Linked DNA regions of Homo sapiens: region 1 is linked to region 2. The links are chromatin loops, found by intact Hi-C in ENCODE. Cell type or tissue: mammary epithelial cell. All regions are shown on one strand.

The links. Peaks named below come from ENCODE experiments on the same cell type or tissue, not always from the same donor. Only the 100,000 strongest peaks of a DNase experiment are listed, where the experiment ranks them.
Region 1: it touches region 2 in a loop (5-fold over the local background); 3 of 110 quality-filtered maps call a loop at or near these places.

The regions. Positions count from the first base shown.
Region 1 is chr7:108,179,984-108,182,483 of GRCh38, forward strand. NRCAM (neuronal cell adhesion molecule) reads right to left here. Exons shown (of 33, transcript NM_001037132.4): 24 at 1,839-1,954; 25 at 240-444. Among named protein-coding and RNA genes, the nearest start is that of LAMB4, 51 kb to the left of the region's middle. RefSeq lists an enhancer at 1,286-2,078. In mammary epithelial cell, a CTCF peak has its summit at 1,269; no DNase peak of the experiment used is centred here.
Region 2 is chr7:108,245,101-108,247,600 of GRCh38, forward strand. All of the region lies in intron 3 of NRCAM (neuronal cell adhesion molecule), which reads right to left. Among named protein-coding and RNA genes, the nearest start is that of LAMB4, 120 kb to the left of the region's middle. RefSeq lists an enhancer at 782-1,981. In mammary epithelial cell, a CTCF peak has its summit at 1,459; a DNase peak (open chromatin) is centred at 1,321; H3K27ac peaks cover 2,352 bases.

The DNA.
Region 1 (2,500 bases), 65 kb before region 2:
TTAAGTCACGGGAGAGGGCATTTCAGAGCAGCATTTTGGGTTCTGAAGCCTTCTATGTACACTTAGGCCCACATATGATCTGACATTTTGGTAGCTTTGTGTGTGCTGTATTCATCTATAGAAATTTCAATCACATTTGGCTTCCAGAATATACTTTGATCAGTAGCCCTTCTGTCAGGCAAAACCTCTCAGGCCATGCCATATGTTCCTGAGATCTTAGAGACACGTCCATTCCATACCTCCTTCTGGAGTATTAAAGACTCTGTCAGGGCTGGCTGGGCCCTCCCCTTTCCCATTGACCACTCGGACATTCAGTGTGTAGTGGCTAAAGGGCTCTAGCCCCGGCAACATGCCATGAGTCTTGCTGCCTTGGAAGGTGAGGATCTTTTTCTCAATGTGACGTCTGTTTCTTTTAGATGAACTCTGGGTCTTCCAATAGTAAATCTGAAACAGCAAGAACGAAAGTCAGGAATGCAGAAAGGAGCAAACAAGATTCCTTATGCTCACAAAATTGAAACTGTTGTTTTTCCAGAAAATTCCGTTGGTATATTTTAGAAGAAAATTACTAGCAAAACTGATGGATATTGATTCTGAGGCAAGAGGAATAGAAGCCCATAGATCATGAGGGAAATTAAATTACAGCCACATGACAAAGCTGGGCTACACTACTTTGTCGTAGGAGTCTAAGGAAAATGAAAACAGCACGAGACCCATGTGGTTTTCTCTAGAACATGAGGCAAATGGAGGACAATAGGATTTAAGTCTTTTACTTGTATAAAATATTCTAAAAATAAAAATTACTGCCCAATGTTTACATATTTTTCCAGAATTAATACATGTTCACGTACAACCTATCATGTAGTGATTGTAAACACCACAGTGAGGCTTTTATTACTGTTATTCATATGGTGCAGATGAACGTGTGGGCTACTAAGTGACTTTCACAGCCACAGAGGTATCAAGAGCCACAGGGGATCCTCCACTGAAAGTCTAGAATTTTTCCACTAAATCAAACTGTATCACTTAGTTTAAAATACTTTTTTTTGTATTCGATTGCAGGCACAGGTTTTGGAGAGATGGATAAGAAAGTACTGATTAATTTTGGTCACAAATCCAGAATTGTTGTTTACTAAGTCTTCTTAAATTCTTATGAATTTAAAGGCATTTTCAGGAGAAGTCAACATTTACATGGAATCTGGCAATGCTAGGGGGAAAAAAAAAAAGTTGAATGTGATGTAGTACAAAAAGTGACCTCTAGGGGTCAGGCTTAACAAATCAAAGTAGTGACTGTACGCTTGGCTGCCTATCAGTAAAAAATATGAAATCAGTGCCTCTCAAGAACAAAGATAATGGATATTTATCTTTCAGTACTTCTCAAGAACAAAGATAATGGATATTTATAAGAATGACCTAGCTAAGAGTATATGGTCTTAAAGTATATTCTGAATTATTTTAAAAATGCCTAAATGATTATCAGGATAATTTTGTGTGTTCAACACATGTGGTCCATATTGCTTTAAAGCTAGCTAGAGTTGGTAATATTCTAGGTCTTTAAAAAATTAATTTTCCCCATTTTGTATACATACTTAGTTGGTAGAATGTTAGATCATCAGTGGGAAAAATGGAGAAAACTTTTTTTTTTTTTAATTTTGGATGCAGTGAGATTTCAAGTCAACTCTGGCAGTGGCTACCTGAGGCAATGAGCGAAATGAACTCTTCAGTCCACAAGTTCACAAAGCAATGAAACAAATAAGCCCCACCTCCTGTGGTATGCATGACAAGTGGCATTCGCTGCAGCCCTTACTAAATAAAGCCACAAAAGGTCCCCTTTCACTTGCCCGATAGCCTTGTAGGTGTCCTCGGATGCTTTTCAGAGGTACTGGGTCCCAGTGCACCTCGGCTAAGGTACTGTTCACCACATTCACACGCACGTTCCCAGGAGCCACCATTGGGACTAGGAAAAGGACAGGGAAGTGGTAGAAGTATCAATGTTATTTTTAATTTCATCCATAAATATGACTCTCTCTAATAATTTTGGCTTGAAGCATACTGCAGACCTATTCTATGGATTATTAAGGCTTGAACACAGATTTTGGGGTATCTGTTTGACTTTGTGAGAGATTTTTTTTTTTTAAGAGATGGCATCTTGCTATGTTGCCCAGGCTAGACTCAAATTCCTTGACTCAAGGGATCCTCCCACCATCAGTGAGTAGGAAAACACGATTTTTTAAAAAGTACAATTGACCCTTGAACAACACGGGTTTGAACTGCATGGGTCCACTTACACTTGGATTTTTTTTTCCCCCCAAAATACAGTCAGCCCTCTACATCTGCAGGTTCTGCATCTACAGCCAAAGAAGATGGAAAACACAGTATTCCTGGGTGCAAAACCCACGGACATGGAGGGCTGATATTTCATATAGGAGGGTTCCATAGGGCTATCTGTGGGACTTGAGTATTTGCAGATTTGGGTATCCAAGGCAGGGCATCCTGGAACCAA
Region 2 (2,500 bases):
TTAACTTACTGATAAGGAATTCAAGGTGTAGGATGGTGTCACCTGCTTAAATGTCACGTGATATGTGAAGTACCAGATCTAGAGCTCCAGTTCCGGAAGGTTCTGGAGCTTTTAGCCATCTCACACTGCCTCACCCCGAGAGGTCCCTAGCATTTCCCTCCCTCCTATATCCTCTTATTTTTTAATTAGTCAATAAGCAAACAGAATTACCAAGTTTAGTTACTGATGTTAAAAAAAGAAAACCTCTAACGGTTTCTGAATATCTATAGAAGATCTTCACAGTGTTGCCCATGGCACAACTTTAGGAGCTTCTTCACACCAGATTCTATGTGAATAGGACCCCATGGACTTCTACCACATGCGGGCCCTGGCCTTCTAAAGGAAGAACAATTTAAGACTATGTAGACAAGATGTACTTTAAAAAGTTAATTTTAAAAGTAGGCAGTGTGTGTACATGGTACAATATTCATAAAGTACAAAAGACCACAGAATGCAAAGTAAGCAACCAGCAACCCCCTTTCTCCCTTAGGAAGCAGTCATTATTACCAAGTTTTGTGAATCCTTCCAGAGAGAGTTCAGGCATAAAGAAACATAAAAATATATTAAGCAATAATTTAAGGACATTTTAGATTTAGAAAATTATTAAAAAGCTTTTGGGACACTGACATTAGATTATCAAAGATACCAAGGTCTTTTGGAGTGAAATCCAGTTATTTGCAACACACATGATCATCTGAATACAGGATTTTTCACATCTCTTTTACTTAGCACAGCAGTAACAAGAAAGAAAATAGAACAATATGAGGCAATGATGTAACTGAGAGATCTAAGACAAATGATGAAGCATAGTTAATGAAAAGCTCATGTGTGTGAGACTAATAGCAACCCTGACCAAGGATGGCACCTGTTCCACACTTTCCAGGCTTGTCCAGCCAGCTATCTGATGACAGTTGTCAGGATTGGCTTCTGGGATGAGAGAGCTGATTGGAAAAGGAAAGATGGTTGGGGAAAAAGAGGAACGAACTAGTTCTTTGCAAACGAAAGGGAATTTCCTTCTTTATCCCACCTTCCAATCCAATCACAATTCACTAAACAGAGTGGGGAGGAGACTGCTCCACTCTGAATGCCTGCCATGCTCACAGTCTTTCTTCTGCATTGACCTCATCACTCTGACCAAGGCAAAAAGAATCAGGGTGGGTGTTCAGCCTTTGTCTGAACAAAGGCAGGGAGCCATGTAGAGCCTGTGAGTTGACTTGGCTGCTTGTGAGGCACTGAAGAGTGACCAACTAAGTGGTAACAAATTCCTTTGTCATAGAGAGGGTGAATGTGAGACAGAGAGAGAGTGAGTCAGCGGTTTGGAGCAGGAACAAAAGCCAAAGGTCAAATAGAGGCAAGGCAGTAGGAGCAAGCATGAGTAAGCAAAAGATATGAGGCATCCAGTGCAGAATGAAGCCAGTGGGCAGCAGAGGATCAATAGAAACAGAAACAGAGAAGAGCTGAGTGGCCATGACATCACCAGAACACTGGATAGGTGATAACAAGCACCTACTACTCTTGCATTATAATCACCAGGCCTGTAAATCTCTTGGTACCCCAAACAATGTTCCAATTCTCTGTGAAGTTTGCCACACTAGTGACTGAGGTTGAGACATCTTCCTGTCCTTCTCCAGTCTTGTGTATTCTACAACAAAATTTCATTAATATGGCAGGTAGACTGTTGCATTGGTGGCCCCAGGAAGCACCCTTCCCAGTATCCATGCCCTTGCATAGTCAACTCTCACAATGGCTGTGGGCTTGGCCATGTCACATGCTTTGGCCAGTGGGATTTTTAGCAAGCAATATGTGAAAAGAGGTGTGATGACCATTTGCACACTGCAGCTTATCCTCTTGTAATGTTCCCTCTGGGAAGTATGAGCCATACTACTAGATGATGAGAAGCCAGTGGAAAGAGACCCTGGGAGATGAGAGACCATCCTGGACTCTCTGGCCCCAGCTGAGCTCCCAGCCAAAAATAGCTGAGCCAGTGACTTTTTAAACTACATGCAACAGAAGAACCATCCTGCCAACCCTCAGGATTATAAGAAATAATAAACTGTTGTTGTTTGAAGTCACAAAATTTAGGAATGGTTTATTATATAGCCATAGATATCTGCAATAATGAATTAAGATAAACTGAGATTGGCTCTTTCTTGCAACCAGAAACATACTAACATGCACATTTAGGAGGACTGATGATCCAAATGTGCAGGTCTCCTTACAAGGTCATGGCCGAACCTAAATTAGTAAATAGTGTGGCAATGTAGACTTCTCTTCAAAACTAATCTATCCTTTTTGGTTTTTCTAGATACTTCTCTATATATATGTTGGTGCAGCCAAAGGGCACATACTTAACTTACATTTCTCACACAAAACTTATAGTCAGAATAAATAGAAGGTGGTTAACACTGACCATTATTTTAGCATAAATTTGTTTATGCTAAATTATTTTAGCATAAATTTG